Regions from separate parts of the Homo sapiens genome. Here all the other regions are linked to region 1. Evidence: chromatin loops called from intact Hi-C (ENCODE). Cell type or tissue: endothelial cell of umbilical vein. All regions are shown on one strand.

What was found. A loop is a pair of places that touch in the nucleus more often than their neighbours do. Peaks named below come from ENCODE experiments on the same cell type or tissue, not always from the same donor. Only the 100,000 strongest peaks of a DNase experiment are listed, where the experiment ranks them.
Region 2: it touches region 1 in a loop (8-fold over the local background); 2 of 110 quality-filtered maps call a loop at or near these places.
Region 3: a loop joins it to region 1, with 5 times the contacts of the local background. A loop is called at or near these places in 3 of 110 quality-filtered maps.
Region 4: it touches region 1 in a loop (3-fold over the local background); 2 of 110 quality-filtered maps call a loop at or near these places.
Region 5: it touches region 1 in a loop (4-fold over the local background); 2 of 110 quality-filtered maps call a loop at or near these places.

Annotation. Positions count from the first base shown.
Region 1 is chr12:58,754,829-58,759,828 of GRCh38, reverse strand. The region is part of intron 1 of LINC02388 (long intergenic non-protein coding RNA 2388); the gene reads left to right. The region is part of intron 1 of LOC100506869 (a long non-coding RNA gene); the gene reads right to left. Among named protein-coding and RNA genes, the nearest start is that of LINC02388, 24 kb to the left of the region's middle. In endothelial cell of umbilical vein, no CTCF peak of the experiment used is centred here; DNase peaks (open chromatin) are centred at 2,258 and 2,908; H3K27ac peaks cover 1,801 bases.
Region 2 is chr12:58,554,975-58,559,974 of GRCh38, reverse strand. It overlaps LOC105369789 (a long non-coding RNA gene), which reads left to right and starts at 2,648. Exons shown (of 3, transcript XR_945007.3): 1 at 2,648-3,240. In endothelial cell of umbilical vein, no CTCF peak of the experiment used is centred here; a DNase peak (open chromatin) is centred at 2,574; H3K27ac peaks cover 1,856 bases.
Region 3 is chr12:58,339,311-58,344,310 of GRCh38, reverse strand. No RefSeq gene overlaps it. Among named protein-coding and RNA genes, the nearest start is that of LINC02403, 250 kb to the right of the region's middle. In endothelial cell of umbilical vein, no CTCF peak of the experiment used is centred here; a DNase peak (open chromatin) is centred at 2,330; H3K27ac peaks cover 1,585 bases.
Region 4 is chr12:58,538,275-58,543,274 of GRCh38, reverse strand. No RefSeq gene overlaps it. Among named protein-coding and RNA genes, the nearest start is that of LINC02388, 240 kb to the left of the region's middle. RefSeq lists enhancers at 2,536-2,705, 2,435-2,729. In endothelial cell of umbilical vein, a CTCF peak has its summit at 2,609 (motif pointing left); a DNase peak (open chromatin) is centred at 2,584.
Region 5 is chr12:59,073,264-59,078,263 of GRCh38, reverse strand. All of the region lies in intron 3 of LRIG3-DT (LRIG3 divergent transcript), which reads right to left. Among named protein-coding and RNA genes, the nearest start is that of LRIG3-DT, 160 kb to the right of the region's middle. In endothelial cell of umbilical vein, no CTCF peak of the experiment used is centred here; DNase peaks (open chromatin) are centred at 463, 1,433, 1,973 and 2,963; H3K27ac peaks cover 3,439 bases.

The DNA of each region.
Region 1 (5,000 bases):
CAGACACTTCTCGAAGACATACACATGGTCAACAAGCATATGCAAAAAAGCTCAACATCACTGATCATTAGAGAAATGCAAATAAAAACCACAATGAGATACCAACTCCCACCAGTCAGAATGGCTATTATTAAAAAGTCAAAATATACAGATGCTAGCAAGGTGGCAGAGAAAAGGGAATGCTTATACAGTGTTGGTGGGAATATAAATTAGTTCAAACCGCATGGAAAACAGTATGGAGATTTCTCAAAGAACTAAAAATAGAACTACCCTTCACCCCAGCAGCCTCACTACTGGGTATTTACCCCCACTAAAAATAGAGATTATTCTATCAAAAAGACATCTGCACTAGTATGTTTAGGGCAGCGTTATTCATAATAACAAAGTCATAGAAACAACCTAGTGGCCATCAACAATTGGTTGGATAAAGAAAATAAAGCCACATATTACGGCTGCTTAGTATTCTGTGGTGTGTGTGTTTGTGTGTGTGTGTGTGTGTGTATGTTTATCTTGGCTTTAGTCTTCAATAGAGACACCTCAAGACCAATTAGAATATATGTGTGTGTGTATATATATATATATATATATATATATATATATATACACACACACACACATATATATTCCATGGCGTGTGTGTGCGTGTGTCTGTCCACAGAATACTAAGCAGCCAGCCATAAAAAAAATAAAATTATATTCTTTGTAGCACCATGGATGGAGCTGAGGGCCACTATCCCAAGTGAAATTATGCAGAAAAAGAATATCAAATATTGCTTGTTCTCTCTTATAAGTGGGAGCTACACAATGGGTACACACGGACATAAAGAAGGGAAAAACAGACACTGGGGCCTAATTGAGGGTGGCAGGTGGGGGGAGGGGGAGGATGGAAAAACTGCCTGTCAGATATTATGCTTATTACCTGGGTGACAAAATAATCTGTACACTAAACATGACATGCAATTTACCCATGACCTGAAATTTACCTATATAGCAAACCTCCACATGTACCCCTGAACTTAAAAATATTTTGAAAAAGTAATAAAACTGTTCAGTTTTATATCAAAATCAACATGTCCAAAACCGTCATGAGACTTAGAAGTGAGTTCCTTCAAGCTTGCTTTGCCTGTAACAGTGCTGCCATTTCCTTAGTTGCTGCCAACAGACACAGCCCTGAAAGCCTCCAGAACTCTCATTACATGTTCATACAGGCAATCTCATGCATGCATTTACTGGGTTGTCCAAATTGACTCCCTTTACTTGAATGTCTTTTTAAATCTATTACTGCCTTCTTACTGAGGATTGAAAGTAAAATCCTCTAGTGTCTAAATTTTAAAGATGGGAAAAAATAAAATATACATGAAGAGCCTGAGAAAATACTTCCTAGTTAGCCTTTTTGTGTCTTTCTATCATGTGTAAATTTGTAACAATAAAAAGTTTTAGTCTAACCTTTGTGTTCTACTCTAGATCTGGCTGTGCCTATCTGCTAGTCTTGCCTCTATGAATGTCCCATAACCTCCTTTTCCATGCCCACTCCCCTCATTCCCTTCACTACCCTACTGTCATCATGAACTGCCTGGCGCTGTGCTTACCTTGCAACTTGACTTTATGTCAACCTGCCTTTGTTGCCTCTACCGTCTTCACTTTGATTCGGGCAACGTTCACTATGATCCCCACCCCAAACCTCAATCATCTTTTAAAATTCAGCATAAGACATCCCTACAAATTGAAGGATTTTGTTTTTGTTTTACTTTGCCAGGGAAAGTCAATTGCTCCCTCTTCTATGCCCTGTATCACCTTCGGTAAACATCTGCTAGAGCTCATGTCATATTTTATCGTAGAGTTTAAATTCATTATATCCACATGCTTTAATAGACTCTCACTCCTTGTGGACTGCAACCATATCTAATTTATCAGTGCATCCTGCCACCCTCATACCTGGCACACAGTAAGCGTTCAATAAATGTTTATTGAATTCATTTTTATTTGAAAGCCATTTCTATCAAAAGTTACAAAAGAAAAATAATCAAGGACATATGAGTAAGGCAAACTAAAGTATATGCTAAAGATAAATTCAAAAACAGACATTGCAGAGAGGTTTATTCTATTAACCACTAAGTGATGTGTCATAGATTTGGTGTTTCCTATACTTGCTGCCTCAGTATCTATTTTTAGGGCTGACCTAAGTTGTTTGAACCCAGTTGTGCCCTGTCGCCTTTGGCTTAGTTAAAATTTCTTCCTTCCTGTGCAGCTGTTTGTGATATAGCCCATTGTTCCTCATCTCAGTGATCCAAAGCCGAAAATATTTCACAGCTCCCGACCACGAGAAAACCTAATGGTCAACTCTAGAGTCATGCCAGTAAGTTCTCCCCGGCCACACGCAGTGGCTCACGTCTGTGATCCCAACACTTTGGGAAGCTGAGGCAGGCGGATCATCTGAGGTCAGGACTTCAAGACCAGCCTGGCCAACATGGTGAAACCCTGACTCTACTAAAAATACAAAAATTAGCGGGGTGAGGTGGCACGTGCTTGTAATCCCAGCTACTCGGGAGGTTGAGGTAGGATAATTGCTTGAACTCGGGAGACGGAGGTTTCAGTGAACTGAGGTCGCGCCACTGCACTCCAGCCTGGGTGACAGAGCGAGATGCTATCTCTAAAATAAATAAATAAATATTTTCCTTAAACTAGCCAATCCGCAATTCCCATGGGAAAGCCTAAGGGATAACACCCTGGACCTTAATAAAGGCATAGTTTCCAGGTCTCTCTCTCTCTCTCAACATGTCTTCCTCTACTCCACAGCTCCAGCTCCCTGCCACCTCCACATCTCCCAGTCAGCCTCTTGTTGGCACACTGAATCACTCTGGGGCCAGTGAGTAATAAATTTGATCTGTTTCATGCATTTTGGTTTTACTTCTTCATTGTGTGTCACCTGAAACACACACTTGAACTTAACTTTCCCCTATCAGGGCTCTCCTAGCAAATGTTTATCTTGGCTTTAGGCCTCTCTAGGCCTCAAGACCAATTAGAAAGAAACCATAACAATAGAAATTATCATAACATAATGTATATGTAATGGTAATTCAGCATTTTAAATAAGCTTTTTCTTAATAGTTCTTTATGGGGTGATAATTTCATATTGTATATATACGATGGTATTGATTTAATGGATACTAGCAAGTTAAAAACTTCATTTTATTTTTATTTTGTAATATTTTATTTATGTAAATATGAAATCCAGTTGTCAACAATAGTAATTTCTCCACGAACAGATTTCAGATGATTTTAATTTTATTTTTACTTTAATATTATATACAGTAAAAATGTATTGTTTGAATACCAAAATAACCATTTATTTTAAAACATTTGGTCTCATGGCATTTTAAGCCAGACTTATAAAATATAAATTTTTCATATATAATCAATGAACTTTCATATACTTATCAACAAATTTAACAATTAATTTGCTTCATCTAGTCTCCTTTTCTTCTCTACTGAAGTATTTAAAAGTGAATTCTATACATCATGTTCTTTTATCCCTACATCCTCCATTATACAAGTAAAAAACATTGCATTTTTATACAATGACAATGCAATGATCATTTATAGGAAAGTAAAATAGGAAAGTAAAAATAATTATTTGAGGTAATATAATGTCCGTAAGTAAATTTTCTCAATTATAAAAAGTGCCTTTTTAACAGTTAGTTTGCTTGAAACAGTATCCAAATAAGATCACATATTACATTTGACGCAGCCCTTACACCAACTTAAATTTAGCCCACTTTCCACTCATCTCTTTTTTCCTCTTTTGTACAATTTACTTGTTACAGAAACAAAATAGTTGCCCTGTAGAATGTTCCACACTCTGAATTTGTCTGCTTGATTCCTCATGGAGTTAACATGTGCCTCCACCTCCCATATTTTCTCAAAATGGAAATTACTTCCAGAGTTTTTATTAGATTTAGGCTCAACATTTTTGCCAAGAATGTTTAGAGGTGGTGTTGTATGCTTCAACTGGTATCACATCAAAGGCCTGAAATATTTGGTTGTTCCCAATTTAGTGATGCTGAGATTGATCAGTGATTTCAGGTGGTGACAATCTGGTCCTTCTATTTTAATATTTTGTATCAATCTTTGATATGATGTCTACAGTCCTTTATGATAGTTTCCTGATTTAATTTCTTCATTGGGGGTAATTTTCTAATTCTATTATGCTTCTTAAATTTTTTTAGATGGAATTACTTTATAAAGAATATCATTCTTTCATCAACTATGACTATTTTTCTTGAAATATAGTTTATATTCATGGCAAAATAAATATTCAGTTCTTTATGTTAAATTATCCATTCTGTAACTAGTACTTGGTACTCTAGTTATTTCCAATGATGTTTACTGAGTTTTAAATTTTGACCTTTCTCCCTCTCCATCTCTCTCTTCCTCTCTCCGTCATTATGAACATAGAAAATTTGCTTTATTTAATTGCTTTCAATTACTTCCATTAATTTTTATTCAATTTTTCTCATCGTTGATCAATGGAGATCCTTTATGTTTGCTTCCATGACCAATTGATACAACTCCATCAGTCCTTGAAACTTTTCTCTTTTGAGGCACATCCTAGACTCATGTTGTATGTTTTCTGCCCCAGAACTAGAATTAGCCATTTTCTCAAGGAATTCTGGTTCCATTTAGTAGGGATTGCAATAGCTCTACTTGTCTTTAGCGTGTAGTTATATCACAAATTTGATCCACAGATGTATTCATTTCAGTTTGTTTTCAATTTTAACGAGTTTTTAAATTGAATTTCATTTTTAAACACATAAAAATTATATTTTATTTTTGAATCTTTTTTCTTTTATTGGCATATAAGAATTTACATATTTATGGAATGCATGTGAGTGTCTGATAGTCAATCACACATTCCTTGCATGTAATTGGGTAATTGGGGCATCCATCAACTTGAGTATTTATCATTTTTATATGTTGGCATCATTTCAAAGTGCTCTTTT
Region 2 (5,000 bases), 200 kb after region 1:
AGGAATTGCCTCAACTCCCTCAGGTTTTACCCTAAGACTCAATATGAAGTTATGCTTCAGCTCTTCAATGACAGTAGCCCACTCAGTCCTCTTGCCCTTAACCACTTGGCTGAGGCACTTTTATTCAATCTTCAAGGACAGGCAGGCTGTTTACCATCAGCCTACCTGACACTAACCTTATAGGTTTCTCTTTCATCCCTACTAGAGATGAAGAAATGGTTTAGGAGCTAGAGATCAACTTCCCTGACCTTAGTCCCATCTTTCAAAAGAGGTTCGGCTCTTCAGATGATCTAGGACAGCACTTGGACCCAGTTTCTTACGGGGCCTCCTATTGCAGATCTTCTCTAACTCACTCGTGAACAATTGGCATAAATTCTCTTTTGAAAGCTTGTGAAGCATTGAACATGCCCCTGAATTTCTGGGATTTTACCTCAGTAGGAGAACAGAATGAACTAGAACATGCTGAGCTATAAAATGCTCAGGCAGCATCCTCTACTCATTTCTGGTGTTCCAATTAGCCTTTTCCCAGGAAAGTATCATGCAAACAATATCAAATGCATTTGAAAATACAGCAATATCAAAATACTTCTCTCAGAGGCTTTAGAGATTTTGGTTTCGACTTGTGCTTTGGAAAGCTAGTTCTTATGTTAGAGAGTACAGAGAATAAAGAATAAGAGAGATTAGCAAGGAGACTGGTCAGTAGGTGGTTTTGAGATTAAAAGAAAGTCTTTGAACTTGGGGAGTATTAGAGAGGAGGAAGCAGTTATAAAACCTATATTTGTCTTAACTAATGTGCTACTGTGACTTGGCCAATTTTCCCACATTTCAAGGAAATGTGTCAATGAGCAGTTTAGACAGGTACAGACTGTCAGAAAAATGTCTGTCTTAAAGAGACTAACCAGAGTGCCAACAGGGGAGAAATGACAACACAGAGTTTTGATATTGATGCTTGAACTAATTAACATGCAAGGTATAAAATCTCTAGGAGCCTTGAAATGGTAGAATACCATTAGATCCAACAAGTTTTTTTTGTTTGTTTGTTTGTTTGTTTTTTTTTGAGATGGAGTCTCGCTCTTTCGCCCAGGCCGGGGTGCAGTGGTGCTATCTCGGCTCACTGCAAGCTCCGCCTCCCAGGTTCACGCCATTCTCCCGCCTCAGCCTCCCGAGTAGCTGGGACTATAGGTGCCCGCCACGGCGCCCAGCTCATTTTTTATATTGTTAGTAGAGACTGGGGTTTCACCGTGTTAGCCAGGTTGGTCTCGATGTCCTGACCTCGTGATCTGCCCGCCTCGGCCTCCCAAAGTGCTGGGATTACAGGCGTGAGCCACCACGCCCGGCCAGATCCAGCAAGTTTTTTAAAGCCTATATGTACCGACAGAATGAAGACAGACTGGAAAGGACAGGATATTTTGCTTTAAGATTACCAAATATTTGAGAAAAAATTTTTAAATGTATTTTCTAAATAAAACTCTCTTAGGCAAGATACCAGTGTGCTTATTACAAAAATATTAAAATAACTATCAAAAAAACCATATAGGTACTCAGAAATTAGTTTAGTAATTAGAGCTTTTTTAAAAAAAATTGCATTTCAACCCCACCATTTCCAGTATTAAAAACTGTATAATTAAGGCTGGGTGCGGTGGCTCACGCCTGTAATCCCAGCACTTTGGGAGGCCGAGGCAGGCAGATCACGAGGTCAGGAGATTGAGACCACAGTGAAAACCTGTCTGTACTAAAAATACAAAAAAATTAGCCAGGCGTGGTGGCGGGCGCCTGTAGTCCCAGCTACTCTGGAGGCTGAGGCAGGAGAATGGCGTGAACCTTGGAGGCGGAGCTTGCAGTGAGCCAAGATTGCGCTACTGCACTCCAACCTGGGCGACAGAGCAAGACTCTGTCTCAAAAAAAAAAAAAAAAAAAAAAAAAATTGTATAGTTAAATGCCTTTATTTAAAAGAGGATTTTTAAGTCATTTGACTTTAAAATTCTAAAGAGGAGGACATATGGAACAAATATCTTTGTACTTCCTTAGGCACAACAAATATGACATGATCCCTTTTATTATTTTTGTATCCCTGTGGAAATGTTCAACACCAGAACTATGATTCAATTTAAGAGCCTTTAACCTTATTTCATGTGATTCTCTGCTGTTTGTCATTAAGACACTTCCGATTAAAGGTTTATTGACTCAGTGGATACTCTCTATTATATATTACTTTTTTAAAAGAGCAAAGCTAACTCATTAGTTAGAAACCAGCAAAGCATGCAAGTGCTTTGTTCAACTGACAAAAAGAGAGAGAACCAGTGGAAATTTACTGCTGGAAAGTATTATCACCAAAAGATATTCACCGAGCTGACAATTTTTGACCTTTCCCATGTTCCTTCTGAAAATATTTGTGTTAGAATCAGACCTTTCAACATACCAAATCGCATCTGATTGATTTCCCTGTGATTTTTCAAACTCTGGAAACTGAAGTACAAGTAAAATGGGCAAAGTTTCTCTGAATCTTCACCACAGACCCATAGCCACACGAAGGATCTGACTCTTTCTTTAACCCTGACCCCACCACCAACACTATTAAGACTGTACTTAAGTAATAAAACTTGTGTAACTCGTGATTCTGAAGCCCTGAAGAAGTAGAGGCAAACAATCAAGGGATGTGACTAATATCACTAACAATGCTAACAAAAATAGGCTTCATCTCTGACTGGAGGGGAATGGCTGGGTCTTCTCTCTTTCCAAGGCAGGTTAACTCAAATCCCTACTCCAACCATGCATTCTCTGTGGAGCCCCCAACCTTCCCTTGCTGCAGGAGCCTTGCTGTCTGCCATCTAAAGACCTAACATGATGCCATCCCTGGACGGCTCCTGCTTCCACAGCATCTACCCTAGATTTCTTCTCAAGACTTATTATTGCTGTTTCTGGGACTCAACTTGCCACCCCATTATCCTTCCTTCCATCAAAATGTCACTGCCCTCAATGAGTGGGAAAAATTCCCTTCTATGCTCCCAGATAGGGTGTCCTGTTTTGGAGTATGGATTTGCCCTTTTGAACCACAGGACCTTGCCAAGCAGACTATCTGAAGGCTTATATGTATTTGTTCCTCTGACAGGGGATACTGCAGGACATCCCTTCGGAACAAAGGACCCACTTTACAGCAGCTGCAGGCCTGATAGAGCAACGGAGCAGCCTTGGGGAGGCACTGCTGAGGCACCACCTTGGAGATGATGCTCAGTGAGAAGGGTGAGCATCTTCCAGGATGTAGTACCTACCTTAAAACAATCACCGTTATATGGTTTTGTAGTCCCATAGGTCCAGGAAGCATGGCCGGGAGGTAGTAGAGAGCCCTCATACAATTATTCTAGGTGATATGCCTGAAAAATTTGTACTTTCAAACACTGCAGCTTTAGGCTGTGTGCATCTAGAAGTACTGGTTCCCAGAATGGGAATGATTCTATCAGGAGACTTGGGTAGAGCCCTATTTAACATTAAGCTGCAGCTGTCACACAGTTTCTTTGAGTCTTCAGTGCCAAGAGACCAGTAGGCAAGGAAAAGGGTCATTAAATGGGCAAGAGTAACTAACCGATTATAAGGAGGAGGCACAGGACTGCTTTTATACAATGAGGACAAGGAATAATATGATTGGAACCCAAATAATCCACTGGGCATTTCTTGGTACTTACCTACCCAATTTCAATGGAAAACAGAGATGTATATAGCACCCATAGCCTGAGAAAGCTATGAGAACCAAGGGCTCAGAGCCCTGAAGGATGAGGATATGGGTCATCCTGCCAAGTAAGCCACGTTAAATTGCAGTAGTATTAACCACGGACAAGGAGAATCTAAAATAAGTACTAGAGGAAGAAGAAGAGTATCAGTAGTGAGTTTCAGAAGCTACTGTGGCAAGAGGCTGAGTTGGTCCCACAAACCTTCCTCCTTTAACTTTCATAGGGAAACAAAAACAATCAGAATTTGGGGGAAGTAGTTGTTTTCAGATGTGGGGATCTTAGTATATAAAACCAATGGATCCAAATAACAAACTGTGGCAGATGGTGTGATGTCCCATCTAGACCCCTTCCTTTAAGACTGAAGCACTCATTCCCCTAGCTTCTGAGAATGCATGCTGATGACAGATTTAGGAATTGCCCTCATCTAAATTAAGCTGCCCCTCTTCAGGGTCAGCTGATATCCAAAGACTAATGAAGAGAGGTTTCGAAGGGCCAGCACCCTTGCCTTGACATGGCAGAACTCTGAGAGGTCATCCTACCACCAGCTCTCCTTGGGAGATGCTGAGGCCTCAGTCGCATCACCTCAATTCAACTTGTTCCTCTGCTCAGCCATGCTTTCCTCTCTCCTTTACAAATGCTGCTCAGCACTACTCAACGAATCTTCTGCACACAAATCACGGAATATATTCCCAGCAGAATTGAACCTAAAACAACCTCATAGGCCTTGGTTTCTGCAAGTATAAAACTCATATAGCAACACCTACTTTACAAGGTTGCTAGGAAGAGTAAATGAAAGACCACATGTAAAACATTTAGCATAATGAGCAGTGCATGCAATGTTCAATAAGTGCTCATTCTAGTGGGTCCTGTTACGAGTTAATTCTTGGTTTGCATGTCAATAGTGACATCACTATCAAAAGAATCTAAAGCCTATGCTTTAGTGGCTCCTAAAACTTGCAATAAGAGGGCCTTTCATATTTCCCCTACCCTGTCTCCAATTCTAGTTCATCTTCAAGCCTGAATCTCCTAGTTCCCACTTCAAACCTCAAAGATTTTGTAGTGTCCATGGCTTTTCTCCTTAAGGATGGCAAGAAAAGAGTCACCATGTCCATGAAAGAAATGAATGAAAATTATCAGACCTAGACCTGAAAGAGAAATGAGTTTCAAATTAATTCTAACTTGATTTGGAGTACCATGGAGACCGTCAAATGAGAATTTGAAGATATGTTACTGACCTCGAGAAAATGAATGCCCAATTCTGAGCATTCTGTTCCT
Region 3 (5,000 bases), 420 kb after region 1:
TCACAGCAATACTCTTTTAAAATTCCTTCTTCATCTCTCCTCTTCTTCCCTCACCAACCACAACTACTTTGGCACCTCTACTATTTCAACACGTCCCCCCCCAAAAACTTCCAAATTAAAAACTCCTGCTCTAAAAGATACTGTTAAGAAAACAAAAATACAAGCAATAGGCTAGGAGAAACATGCCTGCTGGGAGATATATTTGCAAAACACAAATCTAATAAAGGGCTTGTATTTAAAATATACAGATAACTCTTTAAAATTCAACAATAAGAAGACAAACAACCCCATTAAAGAGTGGGCAGGATCTGAACAGACGTCTCACAAAAGAAGATATATGGATGGCAAATAAGCACATTTCACATCAGGGAAATGTGAATTAAAACAACAATGAGATACCACTACATACCTATAGGAATGACTAAGACCCAAAACATCGACAACACCAAATGCTGGTGAGGATGTGAGGAAGTGGAGCACTGGGAACCTTCATCCATTGCCAGTGAGAATGCAAAATGGTACAGCTACTTTGGGAGACAATTTGTCAGTTTTGTACAAAACTAAATATATTCTTAACATACTATCCAGCATTGTATTTCTTGGTACTTACCCAAATAAGCTGAAAATTTGCATCCACAAAAAACTGCATACCGATCTCAATAGCAGTTTATTCATAATTGCCAAAATCAGAAGCAAACAAGTTGACCTTCAGTAGGTAAATGGATAAACAAAATGTGGTACATTCATAAAACTGAATATTATTCAGTCATAAAAAGAAAGGAGTTATCAAGCCACAAAAAGACACAGATGAAACCCAAATTCATATTGCTAAGTAAAAGAAACCAGTCTGAAACTGTATGATTCCAGCTATCTGGCATTCTGGAACAAGCAAAGCTATAGAGGTAGTAAAAGAATCAGTGATTCGCGGTTGCCAGGGGTTGGTAGGTGAGGGGTGGAAGAACAAATTGTATAGAGAGAGTACAAAGGATTTTTAGGACAATTAAACTATTCTATGTGATACTAAAGTGGTAAAAACATATCATTAGGCATCTGGCAAAAGCCATAGAATTTTGTAACATAAACAGTGAACTCTAATGTAAACTATGGATTTTAGTTTAATAATAATCTATCAATATTGGCTCATCAATTGTAGCAAATGTAGCACACCAATGCAATACGTTAACAAGAGGGAAATTGCAGGGAGGGGACACAGTATGTAGGAACTCCCTGTTCTTTCTATCTTTTTTCTGTAAACCTATAATCGCTCTACAAAGTCTATAAATGTTTTAAAAAGTTCTTTTCCTCTCCACTTAGAAGTGGTCACTAGAGCCAGCTGTTGTGGGTGCCAGAGGACTGGCAGAGATGTGTCATCCTCCTCATTGCAGTTCTCATGAGAATCTGCCCACATGCTCTTTGACACACTGTCTCTCCTCTTTGCCATTATTTTGTTTACTGGAGGTTAATTTTCATCTTGTTCCACATGGGCTTCTTCTTAAGCCCATGTCACCATCACACTGTGGTTTGTGTGATGCCACATGGCCTTAGAAGACGCCCAGAACAAGATGGTGCACCCATCACCAAGTGGGCTTCACCACGGAGAAACAGCTCACTGGGAGGTAGACATTGCTCCATGGGAAAGTAGTGGTGACATGGAGGAGACAGAACGCTCAGTACCTTCCCAGAGGGATGCCAAAAGGAGCTCCGAACTGATGTGAGCCTCAGGTGCCAGATCTAAAGAGGACCAGGGGCAAGGGTAGCCCACAGGGAAAATGACCTCGCTGCTCTGACTGGTTGTTCAGAGAAATCCTTCTTGGAACCTGTCCCTTCCTTTGATCTTTTGTGAAGCTTTCCTTAGAAAACCGAAACTCAGCGTCTAAGTCTCTTTCTTCAGATCTTCCTGAGTCTACTTCAGAAAGTTCTTTCAGGAAAGGCCTACTTTGGGAGTCCCCCAAAGCAGCCCCTATTAAAGCACTCTGTATTTTCTGAGACGAGATAAAACTTAAAAATAAATTATTTAACAAACTTCTTAAAGAAACCTGTGCAGAAGACTCTGGAGTAATTAAAGGAAGATATCAAACCCCAAACTGATACAAATCATCGGTCTCCCACAGTTGAGTTAAAAAATAACATCTTAGTTGGAGGAACTCACTTCTTCGTTTTGAGAGTTAAATATGCAAATAACTTCCTGCCTAGTTCCTTGTTTTCAAGGATTAAATTTTTCCTATGGCTCTGAACAACCTCACTTTTCTTGTCTGATAATTGTCAGTCTGCCAAATCACTCAGGAGGAAATGTTTACAATGCAGTGCATATGTTTTTAGTTTATCGCTTTGCCATCTGTTCATGGAAAACTCTCAGCACCAAAACATGCATACACATTGTCCTCTAGTCTTCCACTACCTAAGCAGTGAACACCAGCAGAAGTTTGCCAAAGATCTATTAGTGCAGATAACCTTTTCACTGAGATGCACAGAATATTGCCTAGACACACAGAATAAACTGGATTAGTTAGGTGCCAAGTCAATGGATACATTTCAAAGAGAAAACTATTTTCCTCATACAACCTCGATTAAAACAAAAAGGTAAAAATGTAGCCCTGGGATGTAAAAAGAAAAAGACATCTTTTCTCTAAGAACTATAGCCAAGGTGCCATTTAGAGCAATTCCTATTGATGTACAATATTTAGTGTGGACATATTTGCTTCATACTTTTCAAATTGTTACTTTGAAGCTTTTCTTTACTTTTACTAGAAGGAGTGGTATTAAATTTACTTAATGTTTCCTGAGTGCCTGTTTTGAGATCATTGCTCCTTAGATCCTGCTTGTAAACATATGGAGAATTTTACAGTCCCCTTAAAATATGGTAACTATATCAGAGAAAGAGTGTTCTGTGATAAACCCAACTGAAATTTCTCTGGGTTTTGATCTTTCATATTATTAAAGATTCATTTCTTTTATTATAGATTGGATTTAAACTTCAGCTGAACCTTTCTGAATGCAAAGCAAAGCTAGATCTGGACAGGATTGAGCAGGGTTCATTTGCAGGATTGCCAGCCTCACTGCCACAAGAAATGAACAAATTTTGCAGAGATGGCTAGTTCTAGCTTTATTGAATTTTGACTAAATTTCAGTTATTGCAAATCTCAAAAAAAAAAAAAGTGAGAATAAGATACCCTTACAGAGTAATTGTTTATTTCCTGGGCTGGTTCATTCGGCTTGATGATGACTGGGTGCTAATGATACCTGACGTGGGGATTGGAAGCTCAAACTGACCAGCTTGCTTTTCACCAAGAAAACCTCCCTTGATTGTCCCCATTAAGCTTCTCAAAGATGTACCATTTTGGTTGCCATGGATACCAGGAAAGAAGAATGGGCAAATCTGCACAAATCCATAATTGCTAATCACTTCTGGAAAAATCAACCAGAACTCCAGCCCTACTGAAAATGATCCATAGCATCATTTTGAATAGAAGAGACAAATGCAACTTTCTCTACATTGGAACAAAACTTCAAAAAGCTAAAGTTCACCATCACATTTTGGGCTCTGCCTTTCCCACCAACATGTATGCATATTCGTGGAAAAAAGAAATGTCAATCAATACCATGACTACCTTCACTTTCAGTTCTGAATCCAACTGGAAGAAAAGTGTTGCAAAACATACTTTATTTTCTAATATACTGGGAGCCTAGCTTGATTTTAGCCACAGAGACAAAATGAAAAATTAAAGCGTTAGTAGATTCTTTTTATAATCCAGCAGGGAACTATTTACCTCAAAAGCCCTCCAGGGTAAAGACAAAAGCAGATGATTTCTATAAAAGCACCATTTATGGAAAATATGAACATCACTAAATTAATATATATTTTTAAGCCCCCACCATGAGCCAAGCACTCAAGTTATGAAAGAAAATTCAAAACCTGCTGATATGGGTTGGATCTGTGCCTCCACCCGAATCTCATTTTGAATTGTAATCCCCAGTGTTGGAGGTGGAGCTTGGTGGGAGGTTATTGGATGATAGGGTGGTTTCTAATGGGTTAGCACCATGCCCCTAGTGCTATCTCCTGCTACAGTTCTCATGAGATCTGGTTGTTTAAAAGTGTGTGGCACTTTCCCCTTCACTCTCTGTCTTCCTCCTGCTCCAGCCATGTAGGACATGCTGGCTTCCCCTTAGCATTCTGCCATAATTGTAAATTTCCTGAGGTTTCCCCAACCATGCTTCCTGTACAGCCTGCGGAACCATGAGCCAATTAAACCTCTTTTGTTTACAATTGACCTAGTCTCAGGTAGTTCTTTACAGCAATGGGAGAATGGACTAATACACCTGCCATTTTCAAAAAGTTCACACTAGGCTGCGCACAGTGAGTGGCTCAAGCCTGTAAACCCAGCACTTTGGGAGGCTGAAGAGGGCAAACTTCTTGAGTCCAGGAGTTCGAGACCAGCCTGGCCTACGTAGCCAAACCCCGTCTCTACTATAGACACAAAAAATTAGCCAGCATGGTGGCACATGCCCATAATCCCAGCTACTCAGGAAGCTGAGGTGGAAGAATTACCTGAGCCCAAGAAGTCGAGGCTGTAGGGAGCTGAGATTGTGCCGCTGCACTCCAGCCTTGGCAACCAGAGACCCTGTCAAAAAAAAAAAAAAGCTTACTCTCTATGTAGGAAAACGAGGCATGCATACCAAACAACTTGACAGCAGCACAAGACTGGGTCTAGTATACTCATATTCTGGAAAAGTTGGCACAGGTAAGTCTTATGGAGATCAGGAAACAAAAAAAGTCTTTGTGGAGCAGAGTAATCCAGGAAAGTCTCTTCAGAGATAATAAGCCTTCAGGTAGATTTGATTTGATTTGGAGGTAAATAAAAGAATAGGCATTCCAGGTCAGAGGAGACTGCTTGCTTCCATCAGGGTGCTGAGGGAAGGCCGCTCTCAGGAGACGGTGTTTGTGCCAGAGGCATTTGAACCAGAGCGACTCCATCTTGAGTAGGGGCTGGGTAAAATAAGGC
Region 4 (5,000 bases), 220 kb after region 1:
GGGCCCACTTTTCTTTCTCTACACTTTGTCTCTTGTGTCTCTTTCTTTTCTCAGTCTCTCATCCCACCCGATGAGAAAAGCCCACAGGTGTGGAGGGTCAGGCCACCCCTTCATCAATCAATTCTTTCTCCCACCCTACTTCTAACTCCCTCTTTGCCCTACCTCTCACTCCATAACGGGTCTACCCAATGCCTGAGGCTTACTCCATTCTGAGGCCTCATCTTGTCTTTGGGCCTTAGGTAAATATTGAGTGAGATGGTCAGTTGGGGTTAGAATGCCAAGTGACCTCAATATTTAGTAGTTTAAAATTTTTAATGTTAAGGAGTGTCTAAAAAATACTATATAAAACTGTCATGGCATCAAAAGCTGTACCCTTCAAAATGGTAGCATTAAATGGGCTATGTCCAATTGTCATGTACCTGTTACTGAGGGCTCTTGCTTTCTACTGGGTTCATGTTTTCACCATCAATGACCAATAAGGACAATGACCAACATTAGTAATGTTTTCATCATCAATGACCAACAAAATGATCAAAGAAGACAAGAAATTTAATCTTGTACCTGGTTTGGGGGAGGTCCTGGCAATTTTTAATTGGCTTCCTATTGGTCAGCAATTCTAAACTGGTACAAATTTAATCAGGCCTTTGGCTTACAGAAAGTATCATCTATTTTAGAACATCAGAGCAATTGAGGATGATTTCGTTTTGGTTTTTGTTTCTTTATCATAAAATAAAGAATGCACTATTCCCTTTTATGAGCCCTTACTCCACACAAATGCACCTTCATCTGAAGTCTTGAAAAGAAAGCATTGGCTTTACGATAGAAGACCTGCTATGATACCTAATTGATGAAGTTACACACCATTCCCCACCCTTGTATCTCTTGATCCTTCTCTCCTCTGGGCCTCATTTTTGGTTGTGTAATTGCATCCTGTCTTCCATAATTTCCAGATTCCCTTCCCTAATCTTCTTTTAACCACTCAGTGTAGCACCAGGTCATTAGCTCTTTGCTAATCTCCTCTGATGCATATTGACATGCCCTTCCCTTCATCTTTTCAAACATATCTTTTTTTTTTTTCTTTTTGTGAGAGAATCACATTCTTTGTCCAGGCTAGAGGCCAGTGTCTGGAATTACAGGAATCAGCCACACATGGCTACTTTTATTATTATTATTATTATTATTATTATTATTGTTATTATTATTATTATTATTTTAGAGGTGGGGTCTCACTATGCTGTCCAGGGTGGTCTCAAACTCCTGGTCTCAAGTGATCCTCCAGCCTCAGTCTCCTGAGTCACTAGGATTACAGGCATGAGCCATAGCACTTGCCAATATCTTCTCATGTTCTTTGCTCACCTCTTTAGCCCTCTTCCTATACCTAAGAGCATAAGCCCAGGACCTTTTTGGCCTCCTAAGGTTTAAATTTCCATTTTTTTTCAAATATTTTTGATATTTTCCTGAGCTTTCAGAAAACTAGTCACTGTTTCTTCTGCCCTGGGTTTATTCTAATTTTTACTTCCATTTTAGCTTTCATTTATTCAACAAAATGATTCCTACTGTGTGCAGAATTCTGCCTATACAATTTCCATACCAACTATATCAACAACAGATTCCTATGCATCATCCATATCTAAACTTGCCATTTCTTGATTCTTGACATACATTTTCTGGGTACAAGGTAAAAGTTATGGGAAGAAAGCCCTTCCTACAGTTACAATAGATATTTCAATTCCCTGGAACATAGCTCTGTTAATGTAGCAAGTATGTCAGGAATGTGTGAAGTTAACACTGTGCATGCAGTGTTCCCTCTTGCTGCTGAAAGAATGGGAAATTTGGGGGAGCTGAGCGAGGAAATTCATCCTGAAATGACAGGCACAACTCCACAAATTCTTTCAGAACAACCATTCCTCTATAATAGAATATAACGCTGATTGAGCTTCAAAGGCCAAAACAATGACAAAAATAATCGATATAATATCTTAATTTCATTAAAAATTACCTAAATCTGTGATTGCTAGATTGCTTTTCCAATTTCAGTCATGTAGCTCCTGTGAGCATAGCGGAGGACAGTTTTTAATAAAAGGCTTAAGAGAAAAGGAAAGAAGGAAAACAATCCAAGCAAGAGAAAAAGTTAAGGACTATGAAATCTGGTTATAGTTTATGCTGACAGATCTTTATTTTGGATTGTGCTGCATTGACTTGTATGACAGATGTAGTTTACGATTGTCTCCATTTAGGAGATTTTTATTCTCTCTTTAAGAGTGTGAGCAGCTAAGCTAATTGCTTTTGCAATTCAAGAAGAGGAATGTTTAGGTCAGATCTCCAAAATAACTCTGAAATTCAAAAAATAGAAAGCATAAAACATAAAAACCTACCTCACTAAAAGGACAATTTGGGGTGCAGGCAGGAACACTTTGTACTTTTGCTGAGTTCAGAAAAAAATCATTTAGAGGGCAACTATGAAGTGCAGTAGTGAACCAGCAGCTTAGTTAACTTGCTGGCTGGAGGGCACGCCTGCTCTTGCTGCAGCTTTTATCCTTTGCATCCCTCAACCCCAGGCCCAGAACGCCAGGCCAAAGCATTTGCGGAAGTGCTCCACTGCCATCTACAGGAGCTGTCGCACTTACACGCGATATCCTAGGTCAGGTCACACCACTCTGTACAACTTGTTTTGTGTGCTATCTTTATTAGGAGACCATAGTTAATTTTTCATTAAGAGTAATCACTCTGTGAAAAGCCTAGGTCATTGTTTAATTAGTATCAGCAATAAATGGACTAAATAACCTTAAGGGGCATATTTCTTTGTTGTAGGCAAGCTGTTTTTAAATCCAGTGCATTCGCTTTTAAATAAATAAATCAGTAATTCATCTACTGTATTGTTCACTGTCAGTGCAGGATCATACAAGCAAAAGCACTCATCTAGGAGCAGAATATTTTCCTTGCCCTAAATTTCTAAAATATTCTCCAAATAAAGGGTTCATTTTTTTTTTCAAAAACAAATAAAGTCAAGTGAATAGGATTCCTCTTTTTAAAAGAAAAGCACACTGGTATGTTTAGTATTTGAAACATGATTAGAGGTTCCTATCTCTACAGCACAGCTTACCTCAAGGAAGTTTACCTAGAGCGACTCCCCAGATGATGGTTTTGGGTTTATTCAGCAGGTGATGCCCCATGCAGAGAGCAATACTGAGTTATTCTAGAGAACAGCCTCCTACAAATGTATTTCTAGTGTTTATTTATATTGGAGCTCCCTTAGACATAGAATAAATTTTTCATGAGACCAAAGATGACCAATAAACACAGAAAAGCTCAGTATCAAATCAAACAATAACTCCCATGCTGGTTTAGATGGTATTGTCTCTCCTTCAATAGTAAGTCTGCGTGTGTGGTTTGATAAATCACAGACAACAGTATGCTTAACCATTCCAGATCCTCTCCTTTTTTCTCTGCACTAACAAACACTCTGAAGACAATGATTTTAAAGCATTTCAGAAGCACGCTTAAAACAATAAGGAAGGCACAGAAAATGTGAGATTTCTTTCCCTGATTTCCGGTTGATTGACCGCAATAGCACTGCTGACTTATTGAAAATGATATGAAAATCAAAAGGATAATTAGAGCTTATTTCTACTCGAAGCAGCAGCCTGAAATTTCCGTTGAATTTACACAAATTGGAGAAAAATCAGACTTGGCATTATCTCATCCTGAAATTTCTTGCCCATACCATGAGGGTCCATCTTCTTAGCTGGGGCTGGGGAGGTGAAGGAAGGGCTGTGACGTCATGTAGGTTTATTACTGCTGCATTCCACCATTGTTTTTCTTCCCTTTGTTTCATCTTTCTTATGTTTAAATTTATTTTATTTTGTCCTATTATTTTCATCTATGAAAGGAACTTTAAATCCTTTTTAGGATGAAGTGAGAATAAAAATAAATAGGTATATACATTTTGTTCCTGCGGTTTATGATCACCATTACACTTTCATTCTTAACCTCTCTCTAGAATCCTGTGGATCTGTCCAAATGGACAAGACCAATGTCGTCGATTATGAGCCCAGGAACTGGCTGTGACTGCCCCTGTGCTCCTCACTGTGCAGTTTCCCTGCCGAGGTGGAAGGCTGTGTGTGTAGCCAGCTCACCACGTCCCCTGCACAAGGAGCTTCAGCAAGACCATCAGAAGCACAGATTCTTCATCTGTATGTTACTTCTTCGGGGCTACCATAACCAATTACCACATACCCAGTGACTTATAACAATAGAAATTTATTCTGTCACAGTTCCGGAAGCCAGAAGTCTAAAACGAAGGTGTTCTCAGGGTCATGCTCTCTCTAAAGCCTCTGGGAGAGGATCCTTCCTGGCCTCCTCTAGCTTCTGGAAATGCCAGCAATTCTTGGCCTTCCTTAACCTGCAGATGCATCACTCCCATCTCCGCCTTCACCATCACATGGCCTTCTCTTCTATGTCTCTGTCTTCACGTGATGTTTTCTCTCTGTGTCTGTATCCCACTACCTTCTTCTTAGAAGGACATTTATCCTTGGATTAGGGTCCACCCTAATCCAGTATGACCTCATCTTAACTGGATTACACCTGCAAAGACCCTACTTCCAAATAAGGTCACATTCTGAGGTACCAGGTAGGCATGAATTTTGGGGGAACTCTACTTACCTGGAGTAACAGTACCTATCTTAGCTGTGGTGACACATACGTAGTACTCTGAGTGCCACATCCTGAGCATGAATGTAATGATAGCTCTTATTAAAAACAAACTATACTTTGACTTCTCATAACTTTGTCCACAGTAATGATTTTTCCATCAGGAGTACAAACTCAAAGTGTCTTTTGTTGTTGTTTTTATTTGCGTGCGTTTCTTTTTAAAGAAATCTCTGGTTTATTTTGGATATTTTGTTTTGTTTTTATTTTCCAAAACAAAAAAGATCAAGGTGTTGTGTTTACATATACTAAGCAGGATACTTCTTTACGGAAGACAGGGAGCTTCATTACAT
Region 5 (5,000 bases), 320 kb before region 1:
CCAAAGCTTGTATAACTCTTTGGGTTGAGGCCGTTGGGAACCAATCCCTAGCTCTAAGAGACTCCATCACTATTTCTGCTTGAGCCACACACAGATGTGGGCAGCTAGCTAACACTGTGTGTGTTGTGCTATATGGAATTCCTTGCTTAGTCTCACAAAGACCTCCCACATTTTCAAGGCATTTAAAGTTTCATCTCATCAGCAAGCATGACCTTGTCTCCATCACCTCAGTAAATGGATGAACGTTGCATCAAACACTGCCCTAATCTTTTGCATGATTTGGAAAAGTCTGGTTTGTAAGCTAATAATAAACAATGTATTTTCCACTTAAAAATCAAATTTCATTATATCCATGAGCATGGCTGTGTGAACGCAGTGGACTCCCTATAGAGTCAGAACAAGGTTTATGAAATGAAATGACCCCTAAAAAGCCATGGTCCAAGGCATCATGGAAACATAAGCTGGTCACATACAAACAAGCTGGGAACTTTTGTTTTTAGGAGGCCTCTACAGGAAACACTAAATCTGCTGCTAGATTTCAGCAGCTGCATCTGGCAGGCTGTAGCATGCATTGCTTTGCTGTTTGGCTTACTTTCTGGCTGGCAGAGCTCTAAGGAGGATGTTAGCAGCCAAACAGGTTTGAGCTGTGAAACTATGAGTTCACGTTAAACATAGAATTTACATAAAATAAACTAAGTCTCAGTAAATAGGATTTATCACTTCTAGGAAGGGAATATGTGTCTTCGTCTTTTTTCCCCCAGTATTAGCCTCCTAAATGTTTATAACTTGATTTTTTCCCATGTATCATATACCCACTCCTTCTGCCTCGTTCCAAGAATACTAAACTTTACAACCTCTTTTGTTGGGCAGGCAATATCTCTGTATTTTTATCTTTAAAACAGATTACACCTGGGAGGGGCAACATAGCACAGTGATTAAAGTTGAGTATTTAAGCCAGAATGACTTAAACTGCTTCGTAGGTGTGAGACTTTGAGCAAGTTATTTAAACTCTAAATCTCAATTTCACCATCTATAAAATGGGAGAGATCTGTCTCATATCTCTGTTGAGAGAATTATGAGATAATGTATAAAGCATTTAGCATACTTCCTGGCACATGGGAGAGATTTAAGAGAGCTTGCTTTCTTTTTGGAGGATTAATTTGTGAATAATTGCAGAGGGGATCATTGCATGTGGTTCTAAGTATATGAACACATTTGCATGTAAGCTGCAGTAGGTATATGTATAATACATATGTACCAGATTGAAAGTAGTTCGGTGGTTTTAACATAAAATGGATATAATTCTGATTGAGGGGGCCATTCTGTTCTTTCCTTCCCAGAGCCCCTTTGAACTTTCTGACCCTATATTATTTTGCAGAGGCAATGACTGGAAATTCCCTTTACATCCTACTCAACCCTCAACAATTCTATCTTGTGTTTTGCTTGTGATTTCAGGAAGACACTTATCTCTGTGCCCAGGAAAACACTTTAATTTGCATCAGTCCTCTAGAGTGTTGACTTTCCAAACAAGGTTTAGAAGAAGTCAGCTGGTTAAGAAAAATATCTAAGCCAATGAAACATTGGCTTTAAATTATTTTAGATCATGATCAAAGTAGTCAATCACCAAGAAACTATAAAAGTCATTTGAAATATATGTTCAAGATCCCAGATACACCTATTTTTATCCTGAATTACATAGGCTCAACAATTCAATTTATTTTTTAAAAATTCATTGAATATCTGTTTGCTCAAAAATATATTTCTTTATGACTGCAAAGATATAATGAAACTTAAGTTTACAAAACACTGTAGTTAAAAGGGAGATGATCTCCTTAAGTCTGTGTGAATAAGAACTTTTTCTCTTACAAATGAAAGAACGCCAACTCAAACTTGTCTGTAGGGGAGACAAGTGTTTTGTTGGATCACAAAACTGAAAAGTATAGCAGTAGACTGACTTCAGATATAGCTGAATCCAGGTACCAAACTCATTGTCATAATGGTCATTCTGTCTCTCTTTCTCTCTGTCTCTCTCCACCCAAACCGCATTTCACATCTCTGCTTTCTTTATTTTGGATTCTGTCTCAAGCAAATTCTCTCCATCTGGTGGCAGAGATGGTCCCTGACAGCTTCATGCCTTCATGATTATTTCAGCTTATGTATTTTGAAAAATACAAAAGGGCTTGCTTTCCCCCAGTTCTATACAGTTTACAAATACACACTATTCCTTTTTTTTTTTTTTTTTTTTTTTGAGACTGAGTCTCGCTCTGTCACCAGGATGGAGTGCAGCGGCCAATCTCGGCTTCAGCTCACTGCAACCTCCACCTCCCGGGTTCAAGTGATTCTCCTTTCTCAGACTCCTGAGTAGCTGGGATTACAGGCATGCGCCACCACGCCCAGCTAATTTTTGTATTTTTAGTAGAGACGGGGTTTCACCATGTTGGCCAGGATGGTCTCTATCTCCTGAGCTCGTGATCTGCCCGCCTCGGCCTCCCAAAGTGCTGGGATTACAGGTGTGAGCCACCGCGCCCGGCCACAAATACACACTATTCTAATCCTGCATTGCTCATATGCTCAACCCAGGGGAGTCACAGACCATCTCTGTCTGGGAGTAGGAAGCCCTGCAGTAGCGGAGCTGATGGCCACTGACAGTGACTGAGAGTCCTTCTGGAATACACTGGAAGAGGGGCAATTCCCCCAAAAAAGAATGCCAGGAAGACAAAAAGAAGGTGATTGCTACTCAAATCCTTTTTTTCCTAGATAAGAATACCAAACTACGGCTTAAAGAGAATAAATGACTTGCCTAAGAGTAAACAGCTGCTGATAATCTAGAAGTAAAATTCAAGTTTCATGACACTTTCCATTACATTACACGCTTCCTTATGATAAGGAGGAGAGAACAATACACAACTCCTGAGCAGCTGTATACCAGAGTGGCTAAATGCACAGCCCAGACATCCTGGTTTTAATCCTGACTCTTACAGCCTGCCAGGTCTGTGTGCTTGGAAAGATAATTTATCCTTCTGTGATTTAGTTTCTTCAGGTGGGAAACAGGGAGAATAGCGTCTGTTTCATTGTGTGGTGAGGAACAAATGAGTTATCAAACATAAAGAATTTAAAACAGTGCCTGGCACATTAGTATGTACAAGTGTTTGCTATTATGATGATGAAATGCTTACAGGAAGCAAAGCACTTTGCATACATATTATGCCATGTAATCTTCATGGAAGTTTATGAGGTAGGCATCAACATCCTCACCTGACAGAACATACTGCATCCTTGAGAAATTTAATCACATGTTCAAGATTTGACAGCCGAGGTTTGAACTTCTGTCTGACAACAAATCCTGTGTTTTTAACATGATACTAGTATAAATGTCACAAGATGTGTTCAAAGAAAATGCTGTATATGTCTAAAGGAGATAGCTAGCACGTCCAACTGAAGTGTTAGGAATCTGATATCAAGAAAGAAGAAACTGACCCAGCTTTTGGCAGGTTGTATTTAAATAATTTAACTCAACAAATATTCATGTGAGCACCTACCTTGTCAAAATACAGCAGTGGGCTAAACCTATAACAGCTTGTTGACTTCAAATTTGAGTTGGAAATGAGTAAGTAAGCAATTTAGGCAAAAGGCTCTAGATGGAAAGATACCAAAAGAACAGGGATGTGGTGTTGGAGAAGAGATCTGGAATAGTAGTCAACTTGGACTTGTGGGATGCACTATGCAAACAATTAGGGAGAAAAGGAATTGGAAAATACTGGGTACTCCTACATTATGGAGGCATCTGGAACACTAAAGAGAGGCTCCAGCTGGGCGTGGTGGCTCACACCTGTAGTCCCAGCACTTTGGAAGACCCAAGTGGGTGGATCGCCTGAGGTCAGGAGTTCAAGACCAGCCTGGCCAACATGGTGAAACCCCGTCTCTACTACAAGTACAAAAATTAGCCAGGCATGGTGGTGCTTGCCTGTAGTCCCAGCTACTTGGAAGGCTGAGGCAGGAGAATTGCTTGAACCTGGGAGGAGGAGGTTGCAGTGAGCCAAGATTGTGCCACTACACTCTCCAGCCTGGGCAACAGAGCGAGACACCGTCTCAAAAAAAAAAAAAAAAAAAAAAAAAAAAAAAAAAAGAGGTTCCAATGCATTCAACCCAGTGGACAGTGACAGATTACTGAGAGGGATGGAAAGAGGAAAAGGACAATAATGCAAACTCATACACACACACCCCAAAATACAACCTGGAAAACCACCCCCAACCCAGATTCGAATGACATTAGTTGACCAGCTTATTGAATGATATTTCTGTTTAATAAAAAGAACAAATTTACTTATGTTAATTTTTGGTAACGTTGCAAGCTTTTCCCAAAACAAATCACTTGAAATGCTATTTCTGTTTCTAGCAAAATACCTTTTCTTAATGTTTTTCAACTTTGCATTTGGTTCTGTTTGCCTCATGGAAAAGATCCTGTTTGAAGTATCACTGAAATATCTGCAACACCTACTTATATTGCTATTGTCATGAGTAAAAAATGAGAAAACGAGTAAGGTTTTACCATACATAGCGGTGCAGAAAAAACATTGTCAACTTTTAATATATTCTTCTGCAGATTAAAGGTTGTTAGGTCTTGTGGATTTGTAAAAAAGAGAAAATAGATGTTGTCATGGTTCTTCACAACAGTGGCAGGGAAATAAATGAGATTTTTGGCTAGAGTATATTTCCAGAACATTATTATAGCAATGAAGACACACTATGACCACAAGAAGATTTTTTGGCCTACCAAAGTATGCGTTTAAAGATGGGAAATATTCAAGGGATAAGAGTTGTGGAGTATCTAAATTAAATTTTAAACTTAACACATTTAGCCCCTGTCCTCTCATTCAATCAATGGTCAATTTTAATATGTTAACAACGTGAGTCTGGATGTGAGAATGTAATGCTTCGATGCACTCATTCCTTTAAATTTCTTACATGTCATTAAAATGTTTAATCCACAACAATTCCAG